Regions from separate parts of the Mus musculus genome. Here region 2 is linked to region 1. The links are chromatin contacts, found by POLR2A ChIA-PET in ENCODE. All regions are on one chromosome and are shown on one strand. The core of a region is the stretch at or near the end of the contact, and the rest is flanking DNA. Distances in the headings are between cores, read along the strand shown. Region 1 holds the start of Rpl10 (ribosomal protein L10). Region 2 holds the start of Lage3 (L antigen family, member 3).

The links. ChIA-PET counts read pairs that join two places held with the same protein, here RNA polymerase II (POLR2A).
Region 2: POLR2A ChIA-PET joins it to region 1 with 26 read pairs in Patski. The contact joins the promoter of Lage3 here to the promoter of Rpl10 in region 1. POLR2A ChIA-PET finds 5 or more read pairs at or near these places in 4 of 5 experiments (Patski and embryonic stem cell).

What each region holds. Positions count from the first base shown.
Region 1 is chrX:74,267,748-74,272,941 of GRCm38, reverse strand. Rpl10 (ribosomal protein L10) reads right to left here and starts at 2,126. Exons shown (of 7, transcript NM_052835.3): 1 at 2,068-2,126; 2 at 1,918-1,963; 3 at 1,224-1,282; 4 at 1,035-1,142; 5 at 625-763; 6 at 108-270; 7 at 1-27. The coding sequence starts at 1,940. It overlaps Snora70 (small nucleolar RNA, H/ACA box 70), which reads right to left and starts at 450; the gene lies at 322-450.
Region 2 is chrX:74,351,168-74,356,361 of GRCm38, reverse strand. Lage3 (L antigen family, member 3) reads left to right here and starts at 2,744. Exons shown (of 3, transcript NM_025410.2): 1 at 2,744-3,037; 2 at 3,360-3,488; 3 at 3,864-4,200. The coding sequence starts at 2,835. The coding sequence ends at 3,978.

The sequences.
Region 1 (5,194 bases), core at 877-3,376:
GAAGCCCCACTTCTTTGAGATGTGGATCTAGAAGGAAATAGAAAATAACAAACTCAGCAAGGAGGACCAGAGCAAGAAAACAGAAGAACTTAAATACCACTACCTACCTTCTGGCGGCCAGGGAACTTGAACTTGGCTCTTCGCAGAGCCTCAATCACATGTTCCTTGTTCTGCAACTTGGTTCGGATGGACATGATGACCTGGCCAATGTGAACCCTGGCCACTGTGCCCTGGGGCTTCCCAAAGGCACCACGCATCCCTGTCTGGAGCCTAGATCAGGGACAACATTGTGATCAGAGGCCTGATTACCAACTGCCAGAAAATTGTCTCCAAGGTCCCTTGAGGCAGCCCATATAGATAATAGGCTACATACACTACCAAGGAGGCTGCTGTTTGCAACCATTGCACACCAAAGTCCCCATGGGAAAAGGGGACTTGGTCGGCTTAATTAGCTGCACAAAAAATCAAAGAAATCCCTAAAAATACTGCTGGACAGTGGTGGTTTTTAATCACTTGGGAGGCAGAGGCAGGCAGATCTCAGATATGCCTGGTGTACATTAAGTTCCCGGACAGCCAGGGATACAGAGAAACCCTGTCTCAAAACCAAATAAAACACCAGCTTACCTGTCAGCCCCAGCACAGGACAACATCTTGTTGATACGGATGACATGGAAAGGGTGGAGCCTCACTCGGATATGAAAGCCATCCTTGCCACAACTCTTTACCATGTATTTGTTGGCACAAATACGGGCAGCCTCCAGTGCTGAATGGGGAAATAACAGCAGTGAAACAGGGTGTCAGGACATTGAATAAATTATAATATATAATCCACAAGTACACAAGAAATGCCAATTAACACACCGGGCATGGTGGTCCATGCCTTTAATCCCAGCACTTGGGAGGTGGATTTCTGAGTTTGAGGCCAGCCTGGTCTACAAAGTGAGTTCCAGGACAGCCAAGGCTACAGAGAAACCGTCTCGAAAAACCAAAAAAAAAAAAAAAAAGAGCCAATTAACAAATGGGAGCTGTCTCACCTTCAGAAGAGAGTTGCTCATATTCATCTGACACCATATGGCCACAAAGTGGGAATTCATCAACTTTTGCTTTCTTCCGTCCCAAATCAAAGATTCGGATCTTAGCATCTGAAAAACACGTGGTTTAAAGTTCTCGAGAAGTGGGGAATAGACAAACACCGATCCAGTTCGAAGTTTGTCACTACTTACCAGGGACACCACGGCAGAAACGAGACTTTGGGTATGGCTTGTTCTTACAATACCGGTAACTATAGAAGGAAGGAAACTCAGGTGTGATTAATGGTGACAACAGGACTAAACCAGCTCTGAATCCAGTTTCCATTCAGGGTAACTGATTCTAAGGCAACTTGTTGTTAAACAATTACACAAATTATAAAACAGAAAAAGAATCATGCACTAGCATCACCCTCTAACCAGAGTTGGGTGAGATATCACAATTTTCCTAGCATGTGACAGAAGACCCGCCTTAGCCACGTTAAGAGAATATGGCGTCCTCTTCAGGACACGCGTTTAGGCGGCGCCTACGGACTGGTCAGCCCTTGGTGTCCTGTTAAAAACCACAAAGCTCAAGGCCGGAAATAAAAGACGGACGCAAAAGTGACCAAGAAGGCCTGGTAGGCGTTGTAAAAAGGCTCATTTGCGACGCAGAGGATTGGATGCACACGGACATGCTAGTTCTACCCAAGCGCTTTAGTATTGGGTAACGCCACCCACAGCCTCAAAATAAAGGTCCCAGTAAAGTATTAAAGAAAACCCGAAGTCAGTCTTTACTTCAGGGTCTCTAAGTGGCAGAGAGTCCACCCATAAAAAAAAAGTCTTTCGAAAGAAATGCATTTTTCCCTCAGTTTTCACAGTAGGAAGATTGCATGGGTTCAGCACTCACCACCGGGCGGGGCGGCGGCCCATGATGACAATAGGATCGTCGGTGGCTGTAATGAAACAGTCAAAGAATACAGACACAGAATAAGTGTAAAAAAAATCCCAAAGAAAAATTACGAGACCATCGTAAAAAACCGTGACCGAACTCACTCACCGCGCCAGAGGAAAAGAGACGCTCCCACGCCTGCTCACGCCTTATATAGGCGGCCTATCTTCCACTGTAACAACCATAGAGTTACAGCCAGGGGGTGGTGTCGACGCTCTATCAGACGCTAAGATCATAGATGCAGCGCTGCTCTGCGCATGTGTACCAGGCGGGACCGAACGAAGCACAGAGCTTATTGGTGACTGGATACCGGAATAGGGAACTGCATGCTGGCGAATGGGATTTCGACACATAGGCAAGAGAAACCAGCTTCCGCCTGGCCATATTGGGCGGAGAGCCATTGACAGGTTTTGCTATTACGTATGATTGCCAATATTCTAAGACTTGAAAAGGGGAGTCTTTCTCAGTGGAACTGGACCGTCACGGAGGTGTTCCTTTGCTTACAGGGCTCTAGAGTGCTGGTTCAGGCCTTCCTCAAGGCTACAGGAAATGGCGCGAACGTTCCATGGTAGGGACTCCGAAGTTCCTTTGTCACCCGGGAGGTTGGAGACCCACCCACAAAGCTGACGTCTAAGAGCCAACAAAGAGCACCATGATAGGTGCTTGATTGCTTTCAGGAGACCAATTAAAATCTCCCTTAGAGGAAAAAAATCTCCGTTAGGCGCTCACTGTCCTCCTCGCTAGTTGGGCCCGCCCCACTCTAATTCTCAGGAAAAGACGTGTTCTTAGGGAGACTGGAGACTGGGCAAAGACGATGGCGATATCATTACTTCCTACTAGCCCCAGGAGGGTCGCGGTGCTGTGGGCCACGCCCTAGTAGGAGAGTCGGAGTTCCTTTGCCCCAGATTCCGAGAGAAAAACTAGGTGTAGCACACCTCTTCTTTTCACTATGAAGAATTCAAAATGTACATCTGGGTGTGTCTAGAAGGATTGGCAGCTAACCACTAACTACTCTCCCATATAAGGTTACAATCTAGGGAGGCACCAGAACGGGAACACTGTTCTGATCTAGGAGCACGTGTCTGAGCATCATCAGTCACTCAGACTCTATGAATTTGTGCCTCTTGTGTCACTTAGGGAGACATGATAGGAACAAAAGTATAGGGACCAAGGGCCTTCCCTCCCAACATCCCATGGTGCCGCTCCCTGGTTACATGTGCCCAGCTTGTTCCAGCACATTTAAGATTCCCAGCCACAAACCAGAGCTACTAGATTGCTTCTGCCAAATAGCTTCCCTGTGACACTTATCCAGTTCCTGGAGGCTTCACAAATTGATATCTATCCTCTGAAAACAGTTCTGTCCTGCCAGTCCTCTCCACCTGATTGGTATTTGTGCAGTTGTGGAGGTGGCTGTTTCTTTAGCTGGAGAGAGATAAATGAGAATAGTCTATATATTTTGACCACCTTTTCTTATCTTTCTTTTTGGTTTTTCAAGACAGGGTTTCTCCATTTTGCAAATGTACCACATTTTTCTTCATTTTGTTTGTTTGTTTGTTGAGAAAGGGTTTCTCTGTGTAGTCTTGACTGTCCTGGAACTCTGTAGACCAGGCTGGCCTGGAACTCAGAAATCCGACTGCCTCTGCCTCCCAAGTGCTGGGATTAAAGGTGTGTGCCACCACGCCCGGCTTTGACCACCTTTTCAATTAAACATTTATTTCTTCAGACAGGATCTGAGTGTGTCAGCCCCGGTGACCTGAAACTCACTTATGTAGATCAGGATGGCCTTCAGCAAACAGAGATCCACATACCTATGTGTGCAGATCTAAGACCTGTGCCACCACAGCCAGCCATGCATTTATATTCGTATGAGTGTTTTGCATGCAAGCATGCAAGTGTACAGCATACATTTCTGAAGCTGGCAGAAGCCAGAAGAGGGTGTCAGATCCCCTAGAACCGGAGTTACTGACAGTTGTGAGCCTCCCTGTGGGTACTAGGAATCAATCTCAGATCCTCTGCAAGAACTAGTTCTCTTACAGCTAACCCATCTCTTCAGCCCTTACATGTATTTACTTTATGTGTATAAATGTTTGAAACTGCATGGCCCTGCTTTGTAAGTCTTGATCCCCAGGAGCACAGTCTCCCAGGCCTTCCCTGTATGAGGATGTTTGTACTACATGAGATATGCTTTCAGCCAGTGTACAGGGCAGAGTGTCCTTCAGCTCTTTGAGATACAGCCAGGCTCAGTACACACACACACACACACACACACACACACACACACACACACACTCAGTGTTGTTTTGTCTTCCAGAGCTACTTTTCCCATACTTTGATTAGAAGGTAGAGAATAAGGTGATAGCAAGTACCCAGGCTTCTCCTGTCTGGGATGGTCTCAGAGAACCAGGGTCAGGGGTTTGGATTGCCCTCTCACATTTTGCTTGGTGCCTTTGCCGTGGGATTCCTTCATGGGCCTCTCTGTAAATAGGCATGGTCTTGACCTATTTACAGGTGCTAGCTGGCACTGGGTTCATGTACCCATCCTGGCTTATCAGTTGTTCCCTCTTACTCTAATTTCCCCATCTGGGTCCCCAGTAGAGATGGAGCCACATAGAACATAATGGCCAGGCTCTCAGAGAACAGGGTCTTCAGAAACTGTTCCCAAGCCGGGTGTGGTGGCGCACGCCTTTAATCCCAGCACTCGGGAGGCAGAGGCAGGCGGATTTCTGAGTTCGAGGCCAGCCTGGTCTACAAAGTGAGCTCCAGGACAGCCAGGGCTATACAGAGAAACCCTGTCTCAAAAAACCAAAAAAAAAAAGAAACTGTTCCCAATATGTCCCTAGGCACAGGTAGGACCCTAAGGATCCTGGTGAGATATAAATGCTGTGACCCCACTGCTTCAGGGAGCTCTGCTGAAGGCATTGTCCCCCTTTCCTTATGGGAGTGGGTGGGGTTTTGAGCAGAGTGCTGGGCTGTCAGGCTGACTAAGGGAGGAGAAATGGTCAGCTGGGCCTGCCCCCTTGTAGTGAGAATTTTCATTTCTTTAAAACCCCAGTTATGTTATGCAAATATGGTTTGGTTTTGTTTTTATTGGATATTTTATTTATTTACACTTCAAATGTTATCCCCTTTGCGGATATCAACCGATATGGTTTTGCTTTAATCCCAGGTATAGGATAGGGGGCTGCTTAGAATTGCCCACAGCTACTAACTAGAATTGTCTTGTGCTCTAGGAGGG
Region 2 (5,194 bases), core at 1,495-3,994, 83 kb before region 1:
TTGCTTATCTGATCTTGATTTAATTTGGGTAAGTGATACCTATTGAGGAAATTATCCATTGCTTTTAGATTTTTCAATTTGATGAAGTACAGGTTTTTAAAGTATGTCCTCATGATTCTTTGGATTCCCTGGGTGTCTGTTATGCCTCTCTTTTGTTTCTGATTTTGTTAATTTGGGTATTGTCTCTGTGTCTTTTAGTTTGGATAAGGGTTTGTCTATCTTGTTGATTTTCTCAAAGAACCAACTCTTTATTTCATTGATTCTTTTGTTTGTTTGTTTTTGTTTTTTGTTTTTTGAGACAGGGTCTCTCTGTGTAGCCCTGGCTGTCCTGGAACTCACTCTGTAGACCAGGCTGGCCTTGAACTCAGAAATCTGCCTGCCTCTGCCTCCCAAGTGCTGGGATTAAAGGCGTGCGCCACCACACCCAGCTTATTTCATTGATTCTTTGTACTGTTCTCTTTGTTTCTTTTCTTCTTCACCCCTCAATTTTATTATTTCTTGCCACCCACTCCTTTTGAGTGTGCTTGCTTCTTTTTGTTCTAGAGATTTCAGGTATACTATTAATTTGCTAGTATGAGAACTCTCTAATTTCTTTATGAAGGCATTTAGTGCTGTGAAATTTCTTCTTAGCACTGTTTTCATAGTGACCAATAAGTTTGTGTATGTTGTGCCTTCATTTTCATTGAATTCTAGACAGTCTTTAATTTCTGTTTTTATTTCTTCCCTGACCAAGAAGTCATTGAGCCACATTATACAACGATCTTATAAACTACTGCAGAGACTTTGGGAATGAAACCAGGACCTTGAAATGTCATATAAGTGCTATACCTAATGAGTGCTGTCGAACCCACAGCCACCATTCTTATTTTTAGAGTTTTAAAAATAAAAATGTAATTATTCTATTTTTATATGCATAGGTGTTTGTCCTTTATGTGTCTCTGTGCATCAGACATGTTACTGGTGCCCATGGAAGCCAGAAGAGGACATCAGGTCCCCCTTGAACCATTTCTTGTGAGCTGCTAGGTGGGTAGTGAGAATGGAACCCAGGTCCTCTGCAAGAACAGCCAGCACTCTTAAAAGCTGAGCCATCTCTCCAGCTCCAATTTACAGAATTTTAAGCATGCATATGATCTATATAAGAATTTTGAAGCTGGGCAGTGGTGGCCCACACCTTTAATCTCAGCACTTGGGAGGCAGAGGCAGGTGGATTCCTGAGTTCAAGACCAGCCTGGTCTACAGAGTGAGAAACCCTGTCTCAAACAAACAAACAAATCTGACAAAGTGAAAAAGGTGAGTTGGAGGATAGGTAGGATCAAAATACATAGTATACATGTATGAAATTGTCAAGGAATAAGTAAGACATATTTTTAAAAATGAAATTAGGAATGATTTTGTGGAGGATAAGCTGTAGACAGTTGTAAAAGAAAATCTCAGGGCTTTTGAAGGTGTTCAAGGAGAGGAGCTGGAGCTGCTTCAGTAATTAAAACTTGCTGCTCTTGCAAAGGACCTGGATTCAGTTCCCAGCACCCACATGACAGTTTATAACCACCCACAACTCCAGTTACAGGATTCACATAGATACCAGGACCTGCACACAGTAGGTGCACTTATATACAAACAGGGAAAACACTCAAACACATACAATAAAAATAAATACATTTAGCTGGGGTGAGGGTTGTGTTTTAATCCTGGCACTCAGAAGACAAAGGCAGGAAGATCTCTGAGTTTGAGGCCAGCCTGGTCTACAGAACAACTTCCAGGACAGCCAGACCTACATAGAGTCTCTCTCTCCTCTTTCTCCTCTCTGTCCTCTCTGTCCCCCCTCTCTCCTTCCTTTCCCGATCCCTCTACCACCACCCTCAACAGGGCCTCACTATATAGCTGTCCTAGAACTCACTATGAAGACCAGGTTGACTTCAACTTCACAGCCACCTGCTCTGCCTCCAAAGTGTCGGGATTAAAGGCATGTAACCCTGGCTAAGAGAACTTATCTGGAAAAATAAAGAAACCTCTTGCTTGCTGATACTCAAAATCTCATTTCACTTCATTTGTTTGTTGATGGGGTTTTCTGTTTTGTGACTGCTTTTGAGATGATATAAATATGTAAGTCTGGATAGCCTAGAAGTGGTTATGTAGATCAGGCTGACCTCCAACTTAAGCAAAGAACTATTCCCACCTCCTAAATCAGTGGTTCTCAACCTTCCTAATGCTGCAACCCTTTAATATGTTCCTCATGTTATGGTGACCCCAACCATAAAATTATTTTCATTGCTACCTCATAACTGTAATTTTGTTACTGTTATGAGTTGTAATGTAAATATCTGATATGCAGGATATCTGATATGTGACCCCAACTTGGGTCAACCCACAGATTGAGAACCATGGTCCTAAATGCTAAGATTTCTTCAGGCATCACCACACCAGGCCACTTGACAGTTTTTTGGTTTGATAGTGTTTTGGTTTTTGTTGTGGTTTTGTTTTTTAGAAAATATCACCTTAGGTCCCTTTTAGGAAACTGTAGGGACAACTTGGCATGGTGATGCACTTTGGAGGCAGAAGCTGACCAGATCAACCTATAAATCCCTGGAGAGTCCTCCTGCCCACCCCCACCCCCCCCCCCCACCGCTCCTCCCCGCCCCGCCTCCCTCCCCCCCCCCCGCCCCTCGCCCCTCCCCGGCCCCACCACCTTCCCCGTTCGCGCAGGCGCGTGTGGAATGGCAGCCTGTGCGAGGGGCGGAGCTTCCGGAGGATAAGGCGGGTTCTGGGCCGCAGCAATGGCAGAGGCGGCGGGCTGGTAACGCGAAGGTGGGTTGAAAGGAGGAACAGCAGCAGACATGCAGACAGCACACACAGGTTTAAGCCACACTGCAGATGGCGCCGATGGTCAGACTAGCCGCTGTTGTCCTGGTAATGCAGGCACAAAGGCAGTTATTCCCAGTGGAGCTCACCCTGTTGCAAGAGCACTGGAAGCCTCCCGAAATTCCAGCAAAAGCATGGTGCCTTTAACCCAAAGGCCTGGAACCCGACATCACAGATTGTATCCTACCGGACATGGACATATCTGCGGGATGCTTGAAACAGGGAAGCGGGTAGTCTGGAGGAGGGTAAAAAAAGAAAGAAAAGAAAAGAAAAAAAAGCAGGGAGGAGGGAAGCAGAGGGACCCGCTGATTGGGGTATGGCCTGGGCATGAAAAGTTCCTTGACAACAGAGGAGGGGCAGCAGGGTGGAGGGAAATGAGCAGGAATGGCCCAAGCAATGTGGAAGATATAGCCTGGGGAGCTTAGACCAGATGCGATGATTTTAGAGGGGTAAGGAGGCAAAGTTGATTCAAGATGGTGCCTTTCCTGAGTCTCTACCAGCTCCCTCTTCGTGCCTTTCCCGACCTCTTTGGAGGCAGAAATCGCCTGTGGGTCCCTAGTTCCAGATGTCGAACCACATCGAGGACTGGTAGGGAAGGAGCTTAAAGTGAGCGGCTGCATGCTGGAGGTGTAAGTGTTGAAAGAGTCTAGGATGCTGGGTAGGTGTCTGGGCCATCCTCCACCCTAGGCTGCACTTCCTCAGAGACATCATCACACTAGAGTGATTTTTAAGGAAAGGCATGATGCACTGGACCAGTCTAGTCTCTACCTGCAGTACAGTGGATGCCTGACAGATGAAGAAAGGGTAGGAGCCAAGAGAAAGGCAGATGGTCTGATTACTGTGAGTTCCAGGCCAGCCAGATCCACATAGCAATCCCTAAGCCAACCATGGCTACATAGTGAGAGATTTTCTATCTATTTCCAAAAAAAAAAAAATAAATAAAAGGAAAGAAATAAGGGTAGAAACTACCAGTTTGAATTTGATGTTCTTTTCCTCACTCTTAGACGCTGGATCGCGGAAGATTCTCGCCTCCTCCGACTTTCCATCATCAACTTTCTTGACCAGCTTTCCCTAGTGGTGAACACCATACAGCTCTTTGGGCCCCCAGTTTCCTGTTAAGCCTGGCTGGGGACCCATGTCTGACCTTATCTCCGTCTCCTCCTAAGCAATACAATTTTCCCTAGGGAAAAGATTCTAGAAATAGTAACTACTACATAAATGTGGGGGCCTAATATTTTTTTCCTGATTTGGTCCTCAGGCACTTAGGAGCCATTTGGTCTGGTGCTTCAATGTTTGTTGCTGAAGAAAATAAAGCTATGTTGCTAATCTGCATTTGAGCTTATTTTCAGCCTCTAAATTTTCTTTGGTTTTTATTTTGTGTTGGAGGAGGGGCTCTGGAATTCAGGTGGTTTCTTTTGTTTGTTTTTTCTTTTCTTTGTTTTAAAAAGATTTATTTATTCATTTTTATGCATATGAGTACACTATAGCTGTACAGATGGTTTTGCGTCTTCATGTGGTTGTTGGGAATTGTATTTAGGACCGCTGCTCGCTCCGGTCAACCCCATTCGCTACGGTCAGCCAGCTTGCTCCAGTCAACTCCGTTTGCTCAGTCCCTGCTCACTCCAGCCCGAAGATTTATTTATTATTATACATAAGTGCACTTTAGCTGTCTTTAGACACACCAGAAGAGGGTGTCAGATCTCATTACGAGTGGTTGTGAGCCACCATGTGGTTGCTGGGATTTGAACTCGGGACCTTTGGAAGAGTGGTCAGTGCTCTTAACAGCTGAGCCATCTCGCCAGCCCTTTTTCTTTTTTTTTAAGACAGGGTTTCTCGTGTAGTCTTGTCTGTCCTGGAACTCACTCTGTAGACCAGGCTGGTCTCAAACTCAGAAATCCACCTGCCTCTGCCTCCCAAATGCTGAGATTAAAGGTGGGCACCACCACTGCCCGGCTCAGGTGTTTGTTAGTACAAGGTAAGAGTATTCATTTAAAATGTATGAAGTCTTTGGTTCAATTCCCAGTACTGTAAAAATATATTAGAAGAAAGTGAATGAGGATAATTTCAGAAATACAGGAAAATTAAAATTCCATGCGCTATGGTGGTTTGAATCCTACAAAGTGATAGGAAAAAACCAACTCCTACAAGTTGTCCTCTGACCTTGGAGAGTGTTTGCACATATGCATACCACAAACACCAAATAAATAAAAATTTTAAGTTTAGCATTATAATTCTTCTTAAGATTTTTTTTTCACCTATAGTGCATTTTCCTTCTTTCTAGCCAAGTTGTTTTTATTTTTTGAGAAAGGGTCTCATAGCCTAGGCTGGCCTCAAA